2 separate regions of the Homo sapiens genome follow, and region 2 is linked to region 1. Evidence: chromatin loops called from intact Hi-C (ENCODE). Cell type or tissue: ascending aorta. All regions are shown on one strand.

Region 1 (8,000 bases):
CAACTTCAATTTTTACCACCTCTGGGAACATCTTATTTTCTACTCTGGCCAAATATCTTCCAACCATATCATAGAAAAGAAATCTAAGTCCATGATTCCAGAATTTTGCTTATTCCCATGCCTCCTGCAGGAATATCCTCCCCTCTGAACTCAACCAGAATGCCTCAGTTTCTCCAGGGACTAAGGACAGTTATTTTCTCTCCTTGTATCAGAGTTCAGCCTAGGAAGCAGAGACCATCCCAGATACTTTCAGCAGAAATGGATTCAATTCAGGGAAATAGTCAGAAGAGCTGGAAGATCAGGAGGTTGCCTCTCAGTTATGGATTGTAAGGTCACACCATTTTAGTTGCAGTCTAGCAGTGAGGAAGTTACTGCTATAGGAGCTTCTTGTCGTCACCAAGCTGGTGACTATGCGTTCAAACGCAAAGTAAAGACTATTTTGATCAAATCAGTGAATAAGTGCCATAATCTTTTGCAGATTTAATTGTGAACCAGTGAATTTGAGAGAACATCTAACTTCAATTTGATTCTTTATATTTAAAAATAGTTTACTAACAAAAGTAATGCATTCTAAGTGGAGAAAATACTCAAACAATACAAAAATTTATCCTTAAGGACCTCCCCAACTGAAGTCCACATCCCTGAGGTAACCATGGTGCATAACTGGCTTCCAGCTTTCAAACCTTATTATGGAAATGTACTACAAATACACACACACACACAACCCTGCCCCCAACACACACACACACACACACACACAGACAGTACTTCCGCCCCCAAACAGGATCATATTATAAACATGACATTGACAATTGTATTTTCCACTTCACTGCATATGACCTCTATTTCTTTCCGTGTATATTTTAAGGGCAGTGTAGTATTCCATTCTGTGTGGTGTTTTACATTCAGTTTCTCATTTTTGTATTATAATTCACAGTTTGCAAAGCATCTTCATATTCATCATGTCATGGCTGAAAGCTTTGGTCAAACGAATCTGTGCTCAATGCAATAAAAAAGAAGGACTCAACAATCACTTTTCACATTAGTCCTCTATATACATATGACCTAAGAACCCAGAGGGGACTTACTGGCGTGGTCTGGATTTGTTGGTATTTTAAAACATTTTTTTGAGTGACTCAATCAGCAAGAGAGCAAATGGAAATAAGGTTTCAATTTGTTTCTTCTTCTGCTGTGATCCCATTGAGTTCCTGAGCACCAGTGTTGAAGGGTAGATTGAATTAGGCAGCCTAAGTTTGACCAGAAGACTAAATTTCCCTTGGTGACTTCATCTGAGCTGTGACACTTTCCCCGATTTCATAGGGAACTCCTTGGAGACTGAGAGTGAGTTGAAAAGCTGGCTCAGTGTTTGCTGAGAGTAAATCTACTTTATGAGGCAGCTATATGGGGGAGGGGAATGTTATTTTAACACCTCTCCTACTCAGTGCTCTAGTGGAATGCTCAAGGTCCCAGCCTCTTTTTGTGCTACTTAAGCAGCAAATGATTTTTTACACTAGGAAGACTCAACTCCTTTAGAAAAGAATATTCTTTGTATTGCTATACCCTTTACTAGAGATTCTTAAGATCCTTCCGGATGCAAAATGCAGAGTTGTCTATTCAGTACCATTTGACCATCTCTCAGATACCCTGGTGTTTAGTTTCAAGCCATTCATCATGGCTTGAAATGCAACATAAGAGGAGGCAAAAGTCCTAAAAGGTCTTTGTCACACTTGAAAAACACACACAGAATACCTGAAGGGGCCCTCTCTATCTTCTGTCTTCTCTTGCTTTCTCTCATTGGCCCAATAGCAAGCAGTAGTGATACACAACTCTGACCCTCCCAAACCTCATGTCTTTCTCATATTGTCAGAGGCATTTAAACTAGAGCAACTCCATCTTGAATAGGGTCTGGGTGAAATGATGCTGACACCTACTGGGCTGCATTCTCAGGAGGTGAGGTATTCTTGGTGCCTAAGGGATGAGATAGGAGATTAGCACAAGACACAAGTCACAAAGAACCCACTGATAAAACAGGATGCAATAAAGAAGCCAGCCAAAACCCTCCAAATCCAACATGGTGATGAAAGCAACCTCTGGTCATCCTCACTGCTCATTATTTATTAATTATAATGCATTAGCATGCTAGAAGACACTTGCACCAGGGCCATGACAGTTTACAAACGCTATGTCCAGAAGTTACCCTATGAGGTCTGAAAAGGGGAAGAACCCTCAGTTCTGGGAATTACCCACCCCTTTCCCAGAAAACTCGTGAATAATCCACTCCTTATTTAACATATGATCAAGAAATAACCATAAAAATAGCCAACCAGTAGCCTTTGGGGCTGCTTTGCCTGTGGAGTAGCCGTTCTTTTATTCCTTTACTTTCTTAAAAACTTGCTTTTACTTTACTCTGTGGACTCGTCTTGAATTATTTCTCACATGAGATCCAAGAACCCCCTGTTGGGGTCTGTATTGGGACCCTTTTCTGGTAACAGCATTGAAAAATACAATCATGACTTCCCAATGGCCATCCAAAGTCTTGATTCATTGCAGTGTTAATTCAAAAATCTAAAGGCTGAGTCCAAAACCTCATCTGAGACTCTTCTCCTTCTACCTATGAATCTGCAAAATTAAAAACAAGTTAGTTATTTCTGAAATAAAATGGGGGTATAGCCATTGGGTAAACATTCTTATTCCTAGAGGGAGAAATCAGAAAAAAGAAAGGGGCTACAAGACCCATACAAGTTCAAAACCCAGCAGAGCATCCACTAAATCTTAAAGCTCTGAAATAATCTCCTTTGACTCAATGTCCCATACCCAGGGCACACTGCTGCAAGGGGTGGGCTCCCAAGGCCCTGGGCAGCTCTGCTCTTGTGGCTTTGCAGGTATCAGCCCCATGGCTGCTCCTGTGTGTTGGAGTTGAATGCCTGCAACTTTTCCAGGCACCAGGTAAAAGCTACAGGTGGATCTACCATTCCGGGGTCTGGAGGATGGTGGCACTATCTCACAGCTCCACTAGGCAGTGTCCCATTGGGAACTCTGTGTGGGGGCTCCAATTACACATTTCCCCTTGGCACTGCCTTAGTAGAAGTTCTCTGGGAGGACTCTGCCCTTGTAGCGGGCTATTGCCTGGGCACTCACGCTTTCTCATATAGCCTCTGAAATCTAAGCAGAAGCTACCAAGCATTCTTCACTCTCGAACTCTGCACACTCACAGGCTTAACACCACATGGAAATCACCAAGGCTATGGCTGGAGCCCTCTGGAGCAGTCGCCTGAGCTGTATCTTGTCTCCTTTGAGCTGAGGCTGGAGCTGAAGTGGCCAGGATGTGGGGAGTAGTGTGTGAGGCTGGGCAGGGCAGGGCAGCAGGGCCCTGGGCCTGGCCCACAAAACCATTTTTCCCTCCTAGGTCTCTGGGCTTGTGATGGGAGGGGCTGCAGTGAAGTTCTCTGAAATGCCTTTGAAGTCTTTTTCCAGGTGTATTGTATATTAGCACCTGGCTTCCTTTCAGTTATGCAAATATCTCTAGCAAATGGTTGCTCCATAGCCAGCTTGAATTCCTCTCCCAAAAAAAGCTTTATCTTTCTCTGCCACATGACCAGGGTGCAAATTGTCCAAACTTTTATGCTCTGCTTTCCTTTTAAATATAAATTCCAACATTAAGTCATTTCTTTGCTCCAGCATCTGAGGCTAGGTTGTTAGAAGCAGCCAGGCCACATCTTGAATGCTTTACTGCTTAGAAATTGATTCCACCAGATACCTTAAATCATCACTATGAAGTTCAACCTTCTGCAAATCCCTAGAGCAGGAACACAATGCAGCCAACTTCTTTTGCTAAGGCATAACAAGCGTGACCTTTGCTCTAGCTCCCAATAAATTCCTCATTTCTATTTGAGGCCCCATCAGTCTGGCCTTCACTCTCCTTATTTCTATCAGCATTTTGGTCACAACCACTTAACAAGTCTCTAAGAAGTTCCAAACTTTTCCTTGTGTTCTTGTCATCTTCTGAGCGCTCCAAACTCCTCCAACCTCTGCCTATTACTCAGTTCCAAAGGCACTTCCACATTTTCAGGTATCTTTATAGCAATGCCCCACTTCTCATTACCAATTTTCTGTATTATGCTGTTCCTGCATTGCACAGAACACCTGACAATGGGTAATTTGTAAGAAAAGAGATTTAATTACCTCACAGTTCTGTGGGCATTACAAGATGCATGGTGCTGGCATCTGCTCAGCTTCTGGGGAGGCCTCAGGAAGCTTACAATCACGATACAAGGTGAAGGGGGAACAGGCATGTCACATTAGAACAGGAGCCAGAAAAGGGGAGAGCAAGGTGCCATATACTTATTAACAGTCAGATCTTGTAAGAAGTCACTCACTATTGTGAGGATTAGTACCAAGAGGATGGTGCCAAACTGTTGAGAAATCACTCCGATAATTCAATCGCCTCCCACCGGGTTCCTCCTCCAATACTGGAGATTATAATTGAACATGAAATTTGGGTGGGAACAAATATACAAACTTTATCAACAATGGGGAAAGGGCTCCCTATTCAATAAATGGTCCTGGGATACCTGGCTAGCTATATGCAGAAGATTGAAACTGGAGTCCCTACCTTATATCATATACAAAAATCAACTCCAGGTAGATTAAAGACTTAAATGTAGCCAGGCATGGTGGCTCACACCTGTAATCCCAGCACTTTGGGAGGCCAAGGCAGGTGGATTACCTGAGGTCAGGAGTTCAAGACCAGCCTGGCTGACATAGAGAAACCCCGTCTCTACTAAAAATACAAAAAAAAATTAACCAGGCATGGTGGCAAGTGCCTATAATCCCAGCTACTCGGGAGGCTGGGTCAGGAGAATCACTTGAACTGAGGGGGCAGAGGTTGCAGCGAGCCGAGATTGCGCCATTCACTCCAGCCTGGGCAAAAGAGTGAAACTCCGTCTAAAAAAAAAGAAAAAAAAAAAAGACTTAAATGTAAAACCTAAAATTATAAAACTCTGGATGATAACCTAGGAAATACCATTCTGGACATAGCCATGGCAAAGATTTTATGATGAAGATGCCAAATGCAATTGCAACAAAAACAAACATTGATAAATGAGACCTAATTAAACTAAAGAGCTTCTGCACAGCAAAAGAAACTATCAACAGAGTAAACAGACAACCTATAGAATGGCAGAAAAATATTTGTGAGCTATGTATCCCACAAAGACCTGATATCCAGGATCTATAAGGAAATTAAACAAATTAAAAAGCAAGAACCAAACAACCCAATTAAAAAGTGGGCAAGGACATGAACAGACACTTTTCAAAAGAAAACATACATACTGCCAACAAGCAAATGAAAAAATGCTCAACATCACTAATCATTAGAGAAATGCAAATGAAAACCAAAATGAGATACCATCTCATACCAGTTAAGAGTGGCTATTGCTAAAAAGTCAGAAAATAACGATGCTTGTGAGGTTGTGGCGAAAAGGCAATGCTTGTACACTGCTTGTGGGAATAAAAATTAGTTCAGCTGTTGCGGAAAGAAGTTTGGTGATTTCTCAAAGAACTTAAAACAGAACTACCATTCCACTCAGCAATCTCATTATTTGGTGTATACCCAAAGGAATATAAATCATTCTGCCATAAAGACATATGCATGCATGGGTTCATTGCAGCACTATTCACAATAGCAAAGAACTGCAACCAACCTAAACGCCCCTCAATGGTAGACTGGATAAAGAGGATGTGGTACGTACACCGCATGGAATACTATGCAGCCATAAAAAAGAACAAGATCATGTCCTTTGCAGGGACATGGATGGAGCTGGAGGCCACTATCCTAAGGGAATTATCATGGTAACAGAAAACCAAATATTGCATATTCTCATTTATAAGTGGGAGCTAAACATTGAATACACGTGGACAAAAAGAAAGGAACAATAGACACGGGGGCCTACTTGAGGGTAGAGGGTTGGAGGAGCATTAGGATAAAAAAACTACCTAATGGGTACAATGCTTATTATCTGGGTGACAAAATAATCTGTACACCAAACCCCTGTGACACACAATTTACCTATATAACAAAACTGCATATGTACCCCTCAACCTAAAATAAAAGTTTAAAAAAAGGAGGAAGGCAGGAAATTTTGTGCGGTCAAAAATGCTCAGAGAACATTCTAGGCCTTTCACATGGGAAGAAGGGCCAGACAAAGGAAGTGAATGAACATCAAAAGAAGGGTGGAAGGAGAAGAATATGAACTGTGGTGGCAGCTTTGATGATGGCTTCACAATCCCCAAAGACTATCTGTGTGCGGGCGTGTTATATCCATGTTGGAAATGGCAGAATTGTGTGTGAAGCACTCTTTCTAGTAACATTGTAACATCTCAGGATGACAGGACTTGAATTGTTTCACTTTGACTAAATGTGCAGAAGAGAAGGCTGCCTGGAGACTATTGTATTACACACAGCAGTGAGGATGGCTTGTGCAGAAAGGTAGGAAGTGTGATAGATGAGAAAAGCACTAGTGGCATTTTGCCAGCTCGCGATAAGTATCTGGTACATCTGCGGCATCACCAAGAGGTCTCTGATTTAGCAAAAGCATCATAAAGATATTCGGTGTCATAAAAGTAACACTTTATTTAACCTTCCTGTACAAACTTTAGGAGCATTAATCTGTCACAGTAGGCTCTATCTTGTACATGTAAATGGATGAGACTCTGTAATCAAATCCTAAATGTGTATTTGTAGCAATACGGCTTTTCAGAAGAATGTATGATGGGAAGCAACAGACGGAGCAGGGGACAATTAAAGAGACAGCACCATGCTCCGCGAGACCTTTTACTCCCTGAATGGAGTTTCCCAGGACTGCACTGATTTCTGAATTTTCTTCTTTATTTACCAGCTAGCATAACTTTATTGGGACCCCACAAGGCCTCTCCTACTCTATCGCCTGCAATGGAGACTCATTTAGGCAGAGAGAAACCTTGCAAGGATGTGATTCAAGGAGCATTCTAATTTCCTTTCAATACCAGCTCCAATTATGGATTGCAGATCTGCGTTCAAAATAGTTTGAGTCTGAGAACGGTCCTAAAGAGAAAATGCTTTGTGATTCTTAGACTTGAAAAGGGCAGGCCGCGGCGTCAGGTCTTGGGATTTTTGTTCAGTGCTGTTCCCACCCAGATTGTCCCAGAGGGTCATTTGCAGATGTTGCCAGGCCCACTGGATATTTGGCAGTCTGTTTGGAGCTTATGATTTATTGAGACTTAAATTTCAGTGACTAGAAACAAATTCCTCTTGACCAAAACCAAAAATCTTAGATTGCTTTTGTATAACATATTCATTGTCAGGGGTTGGGGCAGAGGAGAAAGGAAAAGTTTTAGATTTGGCTTCAGATCAGAAGGAAAAGAATGCATTAAACGATATTGATGTGAATAATATCAGCACATTTTCTTTTTAAAAATCTTTGTAAGATTTGCATATGTATTTATTGTGCAAAGCATATGCATCTTGCCTGGAATATATTTCATTGTGTAGCATATGGTTCCTTTCAGCAAAGGATCTTAAATGACTTTAACAGAAAGAGCTCTTCCTTTCATTCACTCCCAGAGAGAAAGGTGCTATTTAAGAGGCAATAACTCTTTCCTAAGGGCTCCACTTAGGCCCTTAGTAACCAACTTGTAACTTGCACGCCCATCAGTTTTTCTCCCTTCACTCTCTCTTGGCAGAGCAGGCTAGACTTAACTGCCCTAGGCAACCCAGACCCTGCAAATTCATAATAGAAAGCAGAAGCATCTCTTACTCACAGTCCTAGAGGTGGGGCTCCTGAAGGGAAATCCAAAGGAATTAGAACCTGGGATAGCATTATCCAATAGAACTATAATGTGAACCCCAAATGGAAGCTGCATATGTAGCCTGGAATTTTCTAGTAGCCATATTTTTTAAAAAGCAGAAAGAAACAAGGAAAATTAATTTTAATAATACATTTTATGCAATCCACAATATTAAT
Region 2 (8,000 bases), 730 kb before region 1:
TATTTAATATTTAAACATTTTAACGTTTAATGCAAAATTTAAAAGATTCAATTAACAGTATTTTAATATTAAACATTGTATTGATTGGATCATTTTGATCATTTAATGAAATAACCCAAGACAAAATTTAACCAAAACATTTTGGAACAGTCTTTCCTTTTGCTGATATTCTAAAGTCTGACAGAAATGCTAATTTTCAATATAGGATTCAAATGAAAGAAAACTTTTATGGCTTAGAGAGGTACATTTTAAAATATTCAATTAAACCATCATATACAGTATTAGCTTAATGACAGCTTTTATAAATTTTATTTTTTATAACAATTACCTGAAAGCCTTTCAGGTCACTTAAAGTATGAGTACCATCTTGGGATTTTCATCTAACTATAAATTCTGGAGGATCAGTTTATTCTGCATTATGGTGTCATAAGTGAAATAGATAGAAGTGGCTTCAAGCAACAAATGGGCTACTAACCAGTTGAATGACTTTAAATTCTGTTTGCCCAAGTTAAACAGTGGGAAAATTAGGGAAATACATACCTACCCCTTTCTACTCTGTAAGATCCATGAGCTAATTTATGTGAACAAAATTCCTTATGATCTTAGAGTTCCATTAGTTCAAATTATCATTATTAGGATGATCATTATTTGGCAAATTTTCTGTCTAGTTCCTCGTCTATTTCAACTCCTTCAGCATAGATGATTGTGCAAGAAATAATTTGTCTTTTGAATGGCTACAGTAATGTTTGCAGAATATATTGAAGTCAAAAAACTAACTTTCAAACCATTTAACATTCTCTTCTATATTCTTTGTGTTTATTTGGCATATGTACAGATGTATACATATATTAAGTGCCAATAAAATCAAAATCAAATATAAGGAAGATTCTAATATGAGTATCTTTTCTTTATACTATAGTTGGCCTCAAACACTCATACTCTTTCTTACCTGCTCTGGTGACCTTCTAGATTAGAGTTTCAAAGAAACAACCAGAGGTAGTAGCTGTAGCAAGACAGCAGCTGGGACCATACGGATCTCAGCATCCTGCCTTATGGCCATTATCTTTGTTTCTATCTTTATGCTGCCACTATGTCTCCTTGTGCTCTCTCTGCGTCCTCTCCTCCCGCCTCCTCCTCTTCCTGACTCCACTCCCATGGCTCCCTGTAACTCACCCATCCTCCTTCTTCACTTTTTTTCTCTATTGATATAAGATAAGCAAGATTTTTCCTAGTTAGGAAAAAAATTTTAAATATTTTTAAAAGTGTATATAGCTATGCAGCTACTATACCCTAATTCTCATAACAACCATTAACAAATGAAGAAAAATATAATTTTTGTATACATTATCCATTAGAGTATATTAGATTGTAGGTCCCTTAAGGGCTGAAAAAATAGAGATTTAAAATAAATGCAACAATTTTTTCATTTTTCTGTGTGGGAGTAGGTTGTTGCTGTAACAAAAAATAATTTGAGACTAACAACAAGAAAGAATAGTGAGTAATATTCTTCCCCCCTTCCCCAACTGCTGAAAGTGAAAATCATGTCAGCATCAAGTCATTTTTGCCACATCCCTTGTTAACAGCTTTTTCAGGGTGGGTCATAGTTCTATGTTTTGTTAGTGTCTTAACTCCATAGTGACATGCTTAAATCTTATTCCACATTGATTTTGTAGTGTGTGTGTGTGTATATATATATTTTTAGAACATCTCCTGATGATAGAATTAAATATTAAGTTATTATCAACTTGTCTAAAAATTTATAAGCTTTGAATGAAAAATAAATTTACTAATATAAGTTCATAATTGATTTTTTTCTCTTTGGAATATGTGTATGATGTATCACTGTGAATGTCTAAAAAAGTAAACTTACTGTTTGCCTGTCTCCAGAAAAAAAAGTGGGACCTAATCAAACTGCCGTGGGGTCAACCCTTGTGGTTTTAAAGGCCCTTAATGTTGTCCAGCTGCAAAATAAAAGGAATTGGGAGGGGAAGTTGGAAGGAGTGGAGGGGGTTGGGGGGGAGGAATGTGTGGAAAAGAACAGGGAGTCTGGCTTTTATTTTTTTTTTAAGTGAGTTCAGTGCCAGCCTGGACATTGGCTGTACAGACTATTGAGCCATTGTCTGCTCCATTTCCAGAATAGCCCCCAGTTAATCACTTCGGCTTTGAAGGGAATTTCCTCGTGGAATTCTCCACAGAAAATCTAATCAACTGACCTGCCCTCTCAACAATGGAAGGCTTTTTTTTCCTCTCTTTCCCTTATTGGGGCGGGCTCTGTAATGTAGCCTTTTGTGCAGAATGAACCCTCCCAGTAGGAGTGGAGAGCGTGCGTGAGTGAGTGTGTGTGTGTGTGTGTGTGTGTGTGCATGCGTGTGTGAAGAATGCACACTATCTCCTGTTGGTAAGTGTGTGCTTACTCCCTGACCAGATGCTGCGGTGCACGGGGCAGCCACCATCTCTGCATGCATGTCTGTGTAAGTGTCTCTCTCTCTGTGTGTATGTGCCTCTGTCATTTCGTGTCAAAGGTACATTACCTGATTACCTTTCTCGGCTGCCAGATTTTTATCTAGATAATTGGAACTGCTATGGAGGCTGTGCCTTGCCAGCCAGCTTAGAATCTGTAAAGCCATAGTTTGTCCACCTTGTTATCTGTGGCTGCCTGGGCAGAGGAAATTAAAGAGATCCACAGCCAGGGGGGCGCTTCCTACTCCTGACCTCCCCAGCGATCCCAAACAGGACAGTTTGTTAGTACCGTCTTTTTGTTTTTATGTTTTGATTTCGTTTTGGGTTTTTGTTCGCTCGTGTATGTTATTTTGGCATGTGGATACCTATTCCCCTCCACATCGCACATCGTGTTTTATGGAGTTTAGAGCTGAGGAAACTTTGGTCGGGTTGCCAGGACGTTCGCACCACTTTGCGGAAAGCACGAGCTAACAGTGAGACCGACAGAGTGAGTGACAAGTTGTTTACAGGTTTCCTTGAAGGGGCCTCTGCTATATTTCAATCTGTCAAAGTTGCTTTTCTTCCCTCAGAACAATGCCTGATTGTTGTGTGTGTGTGAGTGTGTGTGTGTGTGTGTGCGTGTATTTCCGTGTGTGAACGGAGAGAGCCTAGAAAAGGGTGAGAAGGAATAACAATTCTTTGTGTAAAAATGCTATTACTAACATTAAATTTTTTGCTTAATTAGTTAATAAATGCAGTTTAATCGAGCTTCTGTTATTATATAGACTAGGTTTTTAATCAGCAGCAAATACGTTTTACAAAATCATACTGTTCTGCGTGTGTATGTGTGTGTGTGAGTTTTATGATTTAGAAGACAGAGTATGGGAGACGTGTTAAATGAGTTGACTTCTCACATTCAGTGATGTCTAGAAGAGAGAATTAAAAGGAAAGGACAGGCACCCTGAGGTTGTCTAGAGCCTTGCAGCCGGAGCGTGTGGCTCCGCGGAGGGGGGAGCAGCCAGACTCCGCTGCTGGAAGTGCACTACCCCTTTAAGAGACTGGTCAAGGAGTCCTAGGAGAGAGAGGAGGGGAAGGAGGGGGGGAGAAAGAGAGAGAGAGAGAGAGAGAGAGAGACAGAGAGAGAGAGGGAGAGAGAGAGAGAGAGAGAGGGAGGGAGGGAGGGGGGGAAGAGACAGAGAGAAAATCAATTGGTTTAGAAGGTTTGGACTCACTTGACAGGTTCAGTTGGAGACGATCATAGGTGGCTGCTGTGACAAAGGGAAATTGTGCTTTTCCAGCATGCTTACTGACCCTGATTTACCTCAGGAGTTTGAAAGGTGAGTACAGTTTTTTCCCCCTAATATATTGAAGTACAACTCTCCCATTTTACAGTAGTCTCTGAATCATTGGAAGATGCTCCCCCAAAACGTGTTTGTTAGAGAAGCCTTTAGCTAGGGCTTCTGCAATCTTGTTAGCTGATTTTTTGTTGTGATTGCCCGGACCAAACTGAACTGATTTGCAAAGTCTCCGAGATTTCTGCTAATGTTTTTAGGTTGCGTCCTATAACAGCAAATTAAATGAACCTTAAGCATCTCTCTCTCTCTCCCCAACTCGCTGCTTCTGTCTTTCTCATTCACTCTCTTACTTTCTTCCTTCATTGATTGTTTTCTCCCCACCTTTTAAAAACGCTTTTGTGCAGAATGTTACCATTTTCAGCATCTCTGTCTCATGTAATTTCTAGGGTGACAGAAGGTTTTAGTGGTGCTTTAAACGGAGGCTATAAGTTCCTATTTGATCCTTCCGTAAAACTTTGGAAGCTGCTCAGTAAAGCACATGACCTTTTGTTGATATAAGAGAGCGTTTTTTCCCCCCAAAGAAAATTTAACATCATCGCTATATTAGATTACTCCCTAAGTGTCAAAAATAGGGGCGAAAAGGGGATAAATGGAGCTGTTCCCTTTCTAAGTTTTAGTGGCCACTTTTTGTGTTAGCTGTCTTGACTGAATTTTAATTTACTGTATTTTCCCCTTTTGCTATGATGGGAATAGTGTATTTGTAATTAAGTTGTTCCTATTTAGAGAAATATCTGCAGCATCCTTTTATTTGATGTTGTTGCAAGTAAAGCAGGGCTTTGAAAGAATTTTAGCCCTCTTAATGTTCCTATAAGTACACATTGCAATTTTTAAATTTGAGTTCTTATCCCAGCATAAGTTCATTTTTTTGAACTATAAATAGAATTTTGTTTGCCATTAAAAAGAATTCAAACTTTGTATTCTGTATGGTGAATTAAAAAAAAAAAAGCTAAAAAAAGCCAGGATGCATGATACCCAGGCTTTTTTTCATTTTCATGAAAGCTACCTTCTGTATAAACATTTGTTGTATCTGACTATGCAATGCAAGCTAGGTGCTAGACCAGCTGGTTAAAAATATGCTAAGTCAAGCTGTTCATCGCTCAAACGACTGAATTTGATATGAAAAGACGAAAAAAGAAAGGACAAAGATTAAAACATTCTAGAAGTGAAGCAATGGAAGAGAAAAAGAGTATTGAGGATAAAGTAACGCTTGAATGTGGTCACATATTAGAAAAGCCAGTATCAAATCAGGGAAGAAAGTAAAATAGCCAACACATATACTTCGGTGCTGTCATCTTTCTTTGATTTCTTCTGTGTTTTTTTTTTTAATAATTAAATTGCATCTTTACTAGATAATTCCAGCGAATGTTTGAGCTTTCTTAACAGTTTTGAATTAAAATTTTCACTTCTATATATTAACTCTTTAATTAGTGAGCTTTTATTTGCAAATATAGCCTTATATCATAGGTAGATGTTGAAGTTATTCATAGTGGAACATACTGTACATTACCTAATGTAGCGATTTGCTAATTTAACACAGTTAAGTTTTCTAGAATGCACAGAGTAGCACTTAAATGATAATATTCTTTAATTCTAATTATACTTTTTGCAAATACAACTCTGAGGCTGATTTGTAAGCCTGTTAACAGATTGTACTTATAAAAAGGTAGTTACATATTAACAGGCTGTAGCCTATTTCTCTATATAGGCAAGCTTCCTGCTGTGAACTTTATTTGTATTTTTTTTTCAATTATCTCTTTTTAAACTAAACTTTTCCCTTTCCTATTCTGATGCTCAAATCTGTTAACATCTTTTTTCCTCCTGGTGGGAATTTCATTTTTTTTTTTCACCCAGAGGCATGCTTTTCTAACTAGCTAATTAAATAAGCAAGTGATAATCAATAGGGTTGTTAGTATGACTATCATATTTAGAAATATTAGTAGCTAAAATAATTCTGAAAAATGTCACACAATATAACGTTCCTTAATAATTTCCCCTGTGGTTGTAATTGGTAATACATACAAAGATCTCAGCAAATCATTACTATTTGTTTACATTGAATTTGTACGGGTGAGTGTCTCTATAGGCACCCATGCATGATACAGTGTATCATGTAGACACAATATTGAATATTTATATTCTTCAAAGGAGGTATTTATGATGTAACTAAACTATCACATATAATTAGATTTTTTGCCTTTTCAACTATTTGCAACTTTCATTGAATAAATAGGTCATTTCTATTGACTGTTAATTTTTATTCTATTGGGTCACTTGCTATAGATGAATTTCCCACTTAAACTTAGAAATCTAAAAGAAGACTTCTAAATTTCTTTGTGAAATAGAGAACTTTGATCTAGAGGACATAATAAATTGCTTAGGGTTCATGTACTGTAAAAGTTTTATGTGATCATTTTTACTAATTTCATTGGTAGAGTCTTGTCCATCTTTTATTCTTCCCAGCCTGTAGACTATTTGAACTTTAAGGAATATTCAGAACTTAAATATCAGGATCAAAATTTGGATTTAGATTTGTATATGTCTATATTATCATCCCTAGAAATGAACATGGTCAGTACTCTCAGACTAATAAGCAGTTGTTAAATAGTTAAGAAGTAGTAACAATTTCATTGTCTGTTAAAAATATGCAGGAGGTAGTGCAAATAGAACAGTGATTCTAAAAGGTAAAGAACTTGAAATATTTTTATTTTCAAGCATTCTTGTGATAAACTGATTATGATTACTGAAAAACACAACTCCAAGGTGGGAAGCAAATGGGTGTATATATTCTAAAAAATTATTTGTAAGGAAAGTCTTCTACATTTTACCGTTTAAAGGAAACATAGCTGGCAACATGGTCTAAATGTGAGTAATAGCATCATTAGAATGAACGCCCGAAGTCTCCCCACATTTTTAAAAGAAGTCAATAAATTTATATATTTAACTGAAAGTAGATAATGAAAAATTGTGACTTAAGGTTTTCCTTTGAGAATGTCACCTACTTTTTGATATTTCAAGGATGAAAAGAAAATATTTGCCTTAAATGTCAATATTAGTTTGTTCATGATAAGTAAAAATGTCCATTTTTGATAGTTTCTCAATATTCTATTTCTTTCCTTTTAATTTTATCTGTCCTCTTTGGTTGTAACATAATAGTTTTGTGTCTAAGCTTCCCGTTACAGTTTCTAATTGCTTTATGTTAGAAACTTAAATAGCAAGTGTAAGACGATTGCTTAAGAAGACAGTTCTGATAATGTCTAGAAAGGAGAAAAAAAGTTGGGATTGAAAGTAGTGGGATTATGCAAATTAGGTTGTTAGTATCACCTATTTGATTGCTTCTCCCAAATTGGTGCAGACAACAGACAGCAGATTTTCTACATGTTGAAAGGAACACTACAATAGTAAAACCTTCTGCAATAAAAATTAACTTATTTACTTCACATTTCCATCAAATTTATTTCTGGTCATGCTGACTAAATAATTTTTTTCTTATTAGGACACTTTTCAGTGTTTTTCTGAAGAAAGAAATATATATCAGGTGCTGTTACAAACTAATTCGTAAAATTCCCATGAAAAGCTACTGCTAGACATTTGCAGAAAACTACTCTCTGACATTAGTGGTATTTTAGTTACCTAAAGTTTGACCATAGTCATGAAATATTTATGACACAGATATATTTTGCTTAATTAAAAACCTTAACAACAACAACAAAAAAATCCGTTGTGCTCATGAGTGATAAGTACATTCAGGTTAGCAGGCACACTCTAGGTGTGAATCACAGAAAAGTTATCTGTTCACATTCTGTCACCTAATGGCAACTGTAAACCTGTAAGTTTGATTTTACGTTTTCAGGATGTTCTCATAGGCTTTGATAATTTTATTTATATTTTATTTACTACTACATTGTAGAGGAGACAATGTCTACAACTGAATATAGATTTTAATTACCGTGTCAATAATTTGCAAGCTAACTGAGCTAAGACATTGGTTTGGAATGCAGCTTGCATGAGGCAGTTCATAAACCACATTTCTATCACTCTCATGCTGGAATACTGTCCTGAAGACTTGGCAGGAGACCTGACTGATTACCAGGAACAATTAAGGGTTAAATGTCAGGTGACATTGTGTACTGCTCAGTTTTTAGCAGGTTTGATAGACACAGAAATGTGCAAATATTATGATTACTTCACATATTGGTGTGTCCTTAT

What was found. A loop is a pair of places that touch in the nucleus more often than their neighbours do. Peaks named below come from ENCODE experiments on the same cell type or tissue, not always from the same donor. Only the 100,000 strongest peaks of a DNase experiment are listed, where the experiment ranks them.
Region 2: it touches region 1 in a loop (1.9-fold over the local background); 4 of 110 quality-filtered maps call a loop at or near these places.

Annotation. Positions count from the first base shown.
Region 1 is chr12:23,211,278-23,219,277 of GRCh38, reverse strand. No RefSeq gene overlaps it. Among named protein-coding and RNA genes, the nearest start is that of LINC02955, 520 kb to the right of the region's middle. In ascending aorta, no CTCF peak of the experiment used is centred here; no DNase peak of the experiment used is centred here; H3K4me3 peaks cover 401 bases; H3K27ac peaks cover 1,314 bases.
Region 2 is chr12:23,945,340-23,953,339 of GRCh38, reverse strand. SOX5 (SRY-box transcription factor 5) reads left to right here and starts at 3,670. Exons shown (of 15, transcript NM_006940.6): 1 at 3,670-3,776. The coding sequence starts at 3,739. In ascending aorta, no CTCF peak of the experiment used is centred here; a DNase peak (open chromatin) is centred at 3,469; H3K4me3 peaks cover 4,245 bases.